2 separate regions of the Homo sapiens genome follow, and region 1 is linked to region 2. Evidence: read pairs that join two places in POLR2A ChIA-PET (ENCODE). Cell type or tissue: PC-9. All regions are shown on one strand. Links, peaks and the distances in the headings refer to the core of each region. The heading gives the core; the rest is flanking DNA.

Evidence for each region. ChIA-PET counts read pairs that join two places held together with the same protein. Peaks named below come from ENCODE experiments on the same cell type or tissue, not always from the same donor. Only the 100,000 strongest peaks of a DNase experiment are listed, where the experiment ranks them.
Region 1: POLR2A ChIA-PET joins it to region 2 with 6 read pairs; 11 of 35 experiments call an interaction of 5 or more read pairs at or near these places.

The regions. Positions count from the first base shown.
Region 1 is chr17:1,526,617-1,531,616 of GRCh38, forward strand. All of the region lies in intron 10 of PITPNA (phosphatidylinositol transfer protein alpha), which reads right to left. Among named protein-coding and RNA genes, the nearest start is that of PITPNA-AS1, 12 kb to the left of the region's middle. In PC-9, for the core only: no CTCF peak of the experiment used is centred there; no DNase peak of the experiment used is centred there; H3K27ac peaks cover 1,231 bases.
Region 2 is chr17:1,337,894-1,343,947 of GRCh38, forward strand. No RefSeq gene overlaps it. Among named protein-coding and RNA genes, the nearest start is that of YWHAE, 59 kb to the right of the region's middle. In PC-9, for the core only: no CTCF peak of the experiment used is centred there; no DNase peak of the experiment used is centred there.

The sequences.
Region 1 (5,000 bases), core at 1-5,000, 190 kb after region 2:
ACCTGGCTTCAGTTACTAATGCAAAGCCAGGTCCTGTTTTCCCACCGCTTGAAATAAGATGCAACCTCCTACCAGGAACATGATAGCTTCCCCTACTGTCAGAAACAAGGTTCCCCATACCACTGAAATAAAATTCATTACTTCAATCTTTTTTTGTTTGTTTTTTGAGACGGAGTCTTGCTCTGTCACCCAGGCTAGAACACAGTGGCATGATGTTGGCTCACTGCAACCTCTGCCTCCCGGGTTCAAGTGATTCTCCTGTCTCAGCCTCCTAAGTAGCTGGGATTAGAGGTGCACCACATCCAGCTAATTTTTGTATTTTTAGTAGATGGGGTTTCACCATCTTGGCCAGGCTGGTCTCGAACTCCTGACCTCAGATGATCCACCTGCCTCAGCCTCCCAAAGTGCTGGGATTACAGGTGTGAGCCATCGCACCCAGCCCATTACTTCAGTCTTACAATGATCTAAGAATGCTTATTTCCTGTTTCCTGGGGCCTACACGACATGAGAGATTTATCTGATGTTTGTGGTGTTCCTCAGATTTAGCCAATGTAGGCTATACATACACATATAATATGGCTGAAGAAAATGTGTATGTGAAAATAGGAAAATAGAAACTTCAATCCTGGTTGGTTGGTTTGTTTTGAGATAGAGTTTCGCTCTGTTGCCCAGGCTGGAGTACAATGGTGCGATCTCAGCTCACCGCAATCTCTGCCTCCTGGGTTCAAGTGATTCTCCTGCCTCAGCCTCCCGAGTAGCTGGGATTGCAGGCGTGCACCACCACGCCTGGCTAATTTCTTGTATTTTTAGTAGATGGGGTTTCTCCATGTTACTCAGGCTGTCTCAAACTCCCAAGCTCAGGTGATCCACCCGCCTCGGCCTCCCAAAGTGCTGGGATTACAGGTGTGAGCCACCGTGCCCAGCCCTGGTTTGTTTTTGTTTTTAACAGTGGTTTCCTTTAGGGAATGAGGCCAGGGGCTGAAACAAGAAGACTTTTATTTATGTATTCACCTATTAGTTATTTGGACTTCTATTTTTAAATTTTTTTTCTATCTTTTGAAAATCATTTTGACCATTAAGTATGAAATACACCTTTGATCTAAAAAAATAGTAAAGTGTCAATGTTAATATCCGAGTTATTACATTGTACTATAGTTTTGCAAGATGTTACCATTGGCAAAAACTGGGTAAAGGGTACATAGATCTTTCCACGTTATTTTTTATAACTGCAAGTGAATCTTTCAATCATTTCAAAATAAAAGGTTCGGTGCAGAAATGAAGCTGGCTGGGTGTGTTGGCCCACGCCTACAATCCCAACACTTCGGGAGGCTGAGGTGGAAGGATCACTTGTGGCTGGGAGTTTGAGACCAGCCTGGACAACATAGCAAGATCCTGTCTCTACAAAAATTAAAAAAATTTTAAAAATTAGGTAGGCGTGGTGGCCTGCACCTGTAGTCCCAGCTACTTGGGAGGCTGAGGTGGGTGGATCAGTTGAATCCAAGCGTTTCAGGCTGCCATACTCCAGCCTAGGCAACAGTGTGAGACCCTGTCTTGTTCTGTCGCCAAGGCTGGACAGTGCAGCAGCATGATCTCGGCTCACTACCATTTCTGCCTCCTGGATTCAAGCGATTCTCCTGTCTCAGCCTCCCAAGTAGCTGGGATTACAGGCACACACCACCACACCTGGCTGATTTTTGTATTTTTAGTAGAGACGGGGTTTCTCCATGTTGGCCAGGCTGGTCTGGAACTTCTGACCTCAGGTGATCAGCCCAACTTTAGCCTCCCAAAGTGCTAGGATTACAGGCTTTTGAGCCACCGTGCCTTAAACTGTATTTAAAAAGAAAACAGGGCCAGGTATAGTGGCTCATGATGGTAATCCCAGCACTTTGGGAAACCAAGGTGGGAGGATCACTTGAGACCAGTAATTCAAGACCAGCCTGAGCAACATATTGAGATCTTGTCTCTAAAAAAATTAGTCAGGTGTAGTGGTGGGACCTGAAGTCCTAGCTACTTAGGAGCTTAACGTGGGAGGATCACTTGAGCCCAGAAGTTGAAGGCTGCAGTGAGCTATGATCACAGCACTGCACTCTAGCCTAGGCCACAGAGCGAGACTGTCTCTCTTAAAAAAAAAAAAAAGAAAAGAAAACAAAGCTACTTCCATAATTGGGGATGTTGGCTGATGTTCCAGATGGTCTGCAATCACTGCCAGCAGGTTGGAGGGAATTAAGACTCCCTGAGTGGCTGGGCATGGTGGCTCACACCTGTAATCCCAACACTTTGGGAGGCCGAGGCAGGCGGATCACCTGAGGTCAGGAGTTCAAGACCATCCTGGCCAACATGGTGAAACCCCATCTCTACTAAAAATACAAAAATTAGCTGGGCGTGGTGGCGCACACCTGTAATCCCAGCTACTTGGGAGGCTGAGGCAGGAGAATGGTGTGAACCCGGGAGGCAGAGGTTGCAGTGAGCCGAGATTGCGCCACTGCAGTCCAGCCTGGGCGACAGAGCAAGACTCCATCTCAAAAAAAAAAAAAAAAAAAGAGAGAGAGAGACTCCATGAGGGCAGTGTCATCCTTCACATATAGGGATCCTGCAGCCTCTGCAGCTCCTATGAAAGTTTTAGAGGCTGGGCATGGTGGCTCATGCCTGTAATCCCAGCACTTTGGGAGGCCGAGGCAGGTGCATTGCCTGAGCTCAGGAGTTCGAGACTAGTCTGGCCAACATGGTGAAACCCCCTCTCTATTAAAAATAGAAAATTAGTGGCGTGTAGTGGCGGGCGCCTCTAGTCCCAGCTACTTGGGAGGCTGAGGCAGGAGAATTGCTAGAACCTGGGAGGTGGAGGTTGCTGTGAGCTGACATTGTGCCAGTGCACTCCAGCCTGGCGCCACTCCACTCCAGCCTGGGTGACACAGCAAGGTTCTGTCTCAAAAAAAATAAAATAAAATTTTAGATTCTTGGCTGGGCACAGTGGCTCACAACTGTAATCCTAGCACCTTGGGAGGCTGAGGCGGGTGGGTCACCTGAGCTCAGGAGTTCCAGACCAGCCCGGGCAACATGGGGAAACCCTGTCTCTACTAAAAATACAAAAATTAGCCAGGCGTGGTGGCGGGCACCTGTAGTCCCAGCTACTCAGGAGGCTGTGACATGAGAATTGCTTGAATTGGGGAGTTGGAGGTTGCAATGAGCCAAGATTGCACCACTGTACTCCAGCCTGGGTGACAGAGCGAGACTCTGTTTCAAAAGAAAAAAAAAAAAAGAAAACAAGTTTTCTTAACATTTTTTAAGTGAATTCTCTTTTCTGAATCTCATTATCTAAAGAGTTAATGGCCAAAGGCCAAGAGGTACTTGTTCAGTGAATTATAAAACGTCCTCAACTTCTGTGAGCCACAGTTTATCTATAAAATGAAACTAATACCTGTGTTACAGGTTGCCATGAAAACTGGGTGATGTAATACATGTGAAACTCTTAGCATACGTGATAGGCACACAGGAAGTCCTCAATAAATGTTAGCTTCTATTAATAATACAAATATTTTTATTACTACCATATTTGGGAGACAGTGAGTTCCCCATTACAGGCAGTAATCAAGCAAAGGCTGGTAGGGAAGCTTCAGAGAGTACTCAAGCACTGAACATATAATTGGACCAAATGACCTTTAAGATACCTCCTTCCATTTTTCAGATTATGGGCCTCTTAAGAGAGTAAGAGCTTGGGAAAGGGAGAAAAAAGGCAAGTTGGGGAGAAAGAGAGAGACAGAAACTGCTTTCCTACAGGCACATAGTTCCAGAAATTTTTTCTTTTTAGGGCGAAGAACTAATCTCTCGATGCCTTGCTTCCCAAATCTTCAAGCCTCATTCAAGAATGGTGGGTCCGCCCGGACAGGGACTAGAGTTACAGCAGTGATGACTGTGGCCTTGCAGTGACCCTTCATCACTCACAAACAAAATCTGCCTGCACTAGACGACTATGTACTGGCTTAGAGACTAACAGTCATAATTCCTATTCCAAGTGTGCAGTTCATCACGGTGCATGGAAGACAGGCATCTATCTCTATTCCTCCCCCAAACCCTATGACATGACAGTAAAGGAATTTAAAAAGATAAAAACTATGAAGACAACAGGAACAGAGGACACCACAGCAGGTAAGAGCCAGTTAACAACCTTTTGGGAGATGGAAAAAGGACAGAAGAGTCAGTAGCTAATTTGCAGAGCAGCAAAAGCTGAACCTAAGTGCCTGGAGGATGGAGAGCGGAGAAGGAGCTGCAGGTTCTGCAAAGGCTCAGGAACTGGAAGCACCAGGTCCCGCTGCAGATGGGAGTACCAGGTGTGGCTCAAAACTGGTGACTTTTTGAAAGTCCAAATGGAGAACGGTTAGGAACTGGTGTTCCCTTCTCCTGCTCTGGAAGTCAAGCAACCACCCTCCTTTCCTTCACAGCAAAAGCCAGGAGGTTCACTCTCTGAAGCGCTGAGGGAACCCTGACCTCAGGACCCCAGGTGCTGCTAGGGGGAAGGTGGGCAAGAGGCAGAATACGACGGAATTAAAGTTAAAGCGAATCAATGGCACAATGAGCCCACTGGGACCCTTCCTCAGTGTGGCCTCCAGAATGCTGGCTGCCTGCCTGTCTCCCACAGCAAGAGACAGGGGAGTCCTCTATAGGGAAAGTGACAAGCCTCCGTGAAAAAAAGACTCGAAGTCCTGAGGTAGAGGTTCCCGCCCCCGAATGTAACTACCGAGTACCCTGAGGTAGAGGTTCCCCCCACTGTAACTACCGAGTACAAGCGGGCGCCTGTAGTCCCAGCTACTGGGGAGGCTGAGGCAGGAGAATGGCGTGAACCAGGGAGGTGGAGCTTGCAGTGAGCCGAGATCGTGCCACTGCACTCCAGCTTGGGCAACAGAGTGAGAGCCTGTCTCAGAAAAAAAATAAATAAATAAGAAAAATTAAAAGGATTTTGAGCCTGGGAGTTTGAGGCTGCAGTGAGCTATGATCATGCCACTGCA
Region 2 (6,054 bases), core at 1,055-6,054:
ATGTATGCGGAAATGCAAAAACCAATAAAATCTTGAACAGCAAACCTGGAGGCCTCACGTTACCGAATATTGAATTATTTTAAATCTAGTGTGGCACTGGCATTAGGACAAATAGACCGATGAGGAAATACATTGTGCTAGGACCATTGGATCTCTATATGGAAAAAATTTTAACCATCTCCCTCATACCATGCACGAAATAGATTCTAGATGATTCTACATCTAGCCATGACAGGCAAACCATTCCTAGAAAATAACATAAAAGATTCATGACCTGGCCGGGCGTGGTGGCTCACGCCTGTAATCCCAGCACTTTGGGAGGCCAAGGCAGGCAGATCACCTAAGGTCAGGAGTTCGAGACCAGCCTGGCCAACATGATGAAACCCTGTCTCTACTAAAAATACAAAATTAGCCAGGCGTGGTGGTGCATGCCTGTAATCCCAGCTACTCAGGAGGCTGAGGCAGGAGAATCGCTTGAACCTGGGAGGTAGAGGTTGCGGTGAGCCGAGATCTTGCCATTGCACTCCAGCCTAGGCAACGAGAGCGAAACTCCGTCTCAAAAAAAAAAAAAAAAAAATTAGCCTGGCGTGGTGGAGCGCACCTGTAATCCCAGCTACTTGGGAGGCTGAGGCAGGAGAATCGCTTGAACCTGAGAGGTGGAGGTTACAGTGAGCCAAGATGGCGCCACTGCCCTCCAGCCTGGGCATAAGATTGAGACTCCGTCTCAAAAAAAAAAAAAAGATTTATGATCTTAGAATAGACAAGTATTTTTTAAATAGGACATAGAAAGTGCTTACCTTAAAGGAAAAGATGGATAAACTGGACTGTATTAAAATTAAGGGCTTCTGTTCCTCAAAAGACATCATTAAGAGAATGAAAAAGCAAGGCACGGCATGGAAGAAGACAGTAACAAAAACAACTCCAAAAACATACTAAATAAAGACGCTTAGAAATCGGTATCAAAACGACATCCCAACAGAAAACCGGGCAAAAAGTGTGCATGTAACAACAGAGATATCCAAATGTTCAATATATTACAAAGTGCTTAACCTCATTAGTAATCAGAGAAATGCAAACTCAAGCCAGAATTAAACCTCCTACATACCCACCTACATACCCACCAGCATCACTGTAACTAAACAATGATCAGGCTGATATAGTGGCTCATGCCTGTAATCTCAGTGCTCAGAGAGGCTGAGGCTGGAGGATCGCCTGAGACCAGGAGTTCCTGACCAGCCTGGGCCATGTAGTGAGACTCCATCTCTACCAAAAAATAATAATAAATAAATTAAATTACCCAGGCATGGTGACACACACTTACAGTCCTAGCTACTCAAGAGGCTGAGGTGGGGCTGGTGGCTCACGCCTGTAATCCCAGCACTTTGGGAGGCCAAGGCAAAGTTGGGAGGCAAGATGAACTGAGGTCAGCAGTTCGAGACCAGCCTGGCCATCATGGCCAACCCCGTCTCTCCTAAAACACAAAATTAGCCAGGTGTGGTGGTGGGCGCCTGTAATCCCAGCTACTCGGGAGGCTGAGGCAGGAGAATCACTTCAACCCGGGAGGCAGAGGTTGCAGTGAGCTGAGATCGCGCCACTACACTCCAGCCTGGGCAACAAGAGTGAAACTCCATCTCGAAAAAAAAAAAAAAAAAGAGGCTGAGATGGGAGGATCATTTGAGCCCAGGAGTTTAAGAATGCAATGAACTATTACCATGCTACTGCATGCTCACCAGAGTGATAGAGTGAGACCCTGTCTCTCTAGGAAAAAAAAAAAAAGTGATCTTATCCAACGTCAGTGAGGATGTGGAGTAGCTGGAACTCTCAAACCCAGCTGATAGGACTGTAAAATAGTACAACTCATTTAAAAAACTTTTATAGTTTATCTACTGTTCATCTCTAATGACCCAGTTAATTACTTATAAATGCACACATGTATATGCCAAAATACATGTCCAAGAATATTCGTAACATTATTTGTAACATCCAAAACATGAAAATACTCCAATGTCCATCCACAGAACAGTGGTATACAATTGCCACAGAATACTACATAGCTATGAAAACACGCTATTATCACAATGACATGGATTCATACCACAAACACGCTGACAGATAAAACTCCAGAAAATACTGTATGATTCCATTTCTATCAAATTCAGAAACTACCAAGACTAACTGAAGTTGATAAAACACTAGTTTCCATTTTGGGGGTAAGAGAGTAAACACTGGGAGGGGGTCATAACGGGGTCTTATAGGATGCTGGTCCTGTTCTATTTCTTGATGTGGGCGGTGGTTAAATGGTGCATTCCCTTTGTGAAAATGCATGAAGCTATACACCTTTGGTTTGGTTTATGTTTCTACGTTACACTTGAGTAAAAGTTTACTTTAAAAATACAGGAACAGCATACAAGAACACTTCCAGGCCGGGCGCGGCGGCTCACGCCTGTAATCCCAGCACTTTGGGAGGCTGAGGTGGACGGATTGCTTAAACCCAGGAGTTCGAGACCAGCCTGGGAAACATGGTGAAACTCCATCTCCACAAAAAATACAAAAATTAGCCAAACGCGGTGGTGCACGCCTGTGGTGCTAGCGACTCGGGAGGCTGAAGCAGGAGGATCCCTGGAGCCCAGGATGCTGAGGTCAGTGAGCCATGATCGTGCCACTGCATTGCAGCCTGGGCGATAGAGCAAGACCCTGTCTCACATAAAAATGAAAAAATAACTTTCTGTCTCCCCTTATACACAGCAGGCCGGCTACCTCCAGTCCAGCACAGTGAACTGGTGCTACAAGGGCCAACCCAGGCTCTGCCCCAAAGCAGGAGCTGAGACCGTTTCCTAGAAGGCAGGCCCACTGGAAATGTCTCCACCAAAAGCAGCTACAAACGAATATGACCTTCAGGTATTAAGGCTTTGGTTCTCTAGAAAACTGTCACGGCACTGAGGTAACTTGACAACCCATAATCGCTGTTCTCCATGTAAACTGTGGCTCTATTTGTCCAAGGTGAAGTATCGTAAATTGAAATGAAGTACTCAATTGTAAATTTTTTTTTTAAATTTCCAAATTAAGCTAAATTAAAAAAACAAAAATTGCCAAAACCTTAACCTACAAAATAAACTTTTTGGACAGTAGCCACCTGAGCTCTAAATAATTGTATCATTTATATTTCAAATCTAATACACTGGTGAATATGCGTATTGCAGCTTTTCCAAGACACGTATTAATCATGAAACATGTACTGACCTCGAAAATGTGGCCGCGCGCGGTAGCTCACACCTGTAATCCCAGCACTTTGGGAGGCCGAGGCAGGCGGATCACGAGGTCAGGAGATCGAGACCATCCTGGCTAACACGGTGAAACCCGGTCTCTACTAAAAATACAAAAAATTAGCCGGGCCTGGTGGCGGGCGCCTGTAGTCTCAGCTACTCTGGAGGCTGAGGCAGGACAATGGTGTGAACCCGGGAGGCGGAGCTTGCAGTGAGCCGAGGTTGCACCACTGCACTCCAGCCTGGGTGACAGAGAGAGACTCTGTCTCCAAAAAAAAAAAAAAAAAAAAAAGTTTAAATACTTTAAATGATCACTTTAGAATATATTAATAAGGGGGAATATAGTATTTCAAGAAAATAGTTTTAATGAAGAGCAAAAGGTAGTATGGCCTAATGAGACTCTTCAGTGACACAGATGAACTGAATTCTGTATTTGAATTATTAGCCATGCAGCTTTCAGCAAGTTCCTTAACTACTTCCCATTCAGCTTTTCCCATCTGCACAATGCAGGCTCACCTGATTATTATTGAGCGCTTACGTGTGAGATTCCAGACATTGCTTAGTAACGAGCACAGTGCCTGGTGCAAAGCTGGTACGCAATGTTAGCAAAACTATTATTATTTTTTTTTTGAGACAAGAATCTCGCTCTGTCGCTCAGGCTGGAGTGCAGTGCTGCGATCTCGGCTCACTGCAAGCTCCGCCTCCCGGGTTCACGCCATTCTCCGGCCTCAGCCTCCCGAGTAGCTGGGACTACAGGCGCCCGCCACCACACCCGGCTAATTTTTTGTATTTTTTAGTAGAGACGGGATTTCACCGTGTCAGCCAGGATGGTCTCGATCTCCTGACCTCGTGATCCGCCCACGTCGGCCTCCCAAAGTGCTGGGATTACAGGCGTGAGCCACCGCGCCCGGCCAATGTTAGCTAAATATTAACAGTATCTATTACAATCCTACGAACTCAAAGAAACAGGATAAAACAACACAGGGCTTGGTTTTCCTGATCCAGGTTGGATCTGGGAGCATTCCCATTTCCTCTCACAGTGCTCACAAAGGCTTCCTTTAATGACACACTCTAGGATTTCACCAGTTTTCCATGAACTATTACTTGTTACAATTTTCAAAAGAACACAGGGGTCACACCTTTATCCCGCTTTTTCAGCAAGCCTCACTCTCCTCTATTGTCCTAGGATCAGGAAGCAGCTAATTTGGGGTCTCATTTATAAGGCTCAAGGCATTTGTCTGGGACAGAAGCCAATTAATGTCTCCATTTATCCCACCAGTTTCCCCTTTCAGTGATGGAAGTTCATCCCCATCTTCCTATAGGACCGAAATTTAACTTTGCAGACGTGCTGTTCTGAGGACCCACCCGGAACAGAGCATGTACACAAACCCACTTACTGTCGCTTCTAACATTGTAGGAAGCCTTTGGGTTTTCCAAGGCAGCAAAGTACTGAGATTTGTAATTAAAAACACATATTAGCTACATTCAAGTTGTAACTAACTAAAAACTTCTACTTAAGTCGACTGATCCTCAAAGTAAGACTCAAATCAAAACCAGAAAAGTTTGGGGGCAATTCCCTTTCCAGCCCACAAATACAGGAACTGGGAGTGACACCGTCCTCACAGGGCTACGGCACCTTTCTGCAGCTTCCCTGGCTCCCTTTCAATTTTTTTTTTTTTTTTTTTTTTTTGAGACGGAGTTCTGCTCTTATTGCCCAGATTAGAGTGCAGTGGCGCGATCTTGGCTCACTGCAAGCTCCGCCTTCCAGTTTCCAGCGATTGTCCTGCCTCAGGCCTCCCAAGTCACTGGATGTTAATTACACCCAGCAAGGTCGCCCGCCACCACGCCTGGCTAATTTTTTTGTATTTTTAGTAGAGACAGGGTTTCCCCATGTTGTCCAGGCTGGTCTCTTAACTGCTGACCTCGTGATCCACCCACCACGGCCTCCGAAAGTGCTGGGATTACAGGCGTGAGCCACCGCACCCGGCCTTTCAATTTTTGATAAGGATCTTTCCTTTTTTTTTTTTTTGAGACAGTCTCACTCTGTCGCCCAGGCTGGAGTGCAGTAGCGTGATCTCGGCTCACTGCAACCTCTGCCTCCCGGGTTCAAGCGATTCTCCTGCCTCAGCCTCCCGAGTAGCTGGGAGTACAGGCGTGCGCCACCATGCCTGGCTAATTTTTTGTACTTTTAGTAGAGACGGAGTTTCACCGTGTTAGCCAGGATGGTCTCAATCTCCTGACCTCGTGATCCGCCCGCCTCGGCCTCTCAAATTGCAGGGATTACAGGTGTGAGCCACCGCACCCAGCCGAGTGGTTTCTTTAAACTCTGCAACAGACTTGACGAATTCCTTGGATTTTGACCTTTAAGTGTAGCAGGTGTGCTGGAAACAGAGCAAATCAACTTGAAAGCTTCTTGGAGGTTGCTCCAAACAGCAGCATATAATTATATTCAATGGTCTCCCTATCTCTCGGAAAAGCAACTCACAAAAACATGTTTATTCTCATTGCCAGCACTCACTAAACGCTACTAGGATATCGCTGATCTGTTCATTTCCTAAATCTCTGCTACTAACACTTTAAACCGAGAGTAAACTTGCAGTCTCAACATCCAATTTTAGAAGACAAGTGTGACGAGGAAGGATTTATCAACTGAAAAATGTTTACTGACACAGGGAATCTAGAAATGTACCTTCCAGATACATACAAATATTTAAGCAAAAACTGTTCCAAGGGTATTTCCTGCAGCACCTGCCCAAAAGGAGCAAACTGGTCTTAACAAAATCAGGTGTAC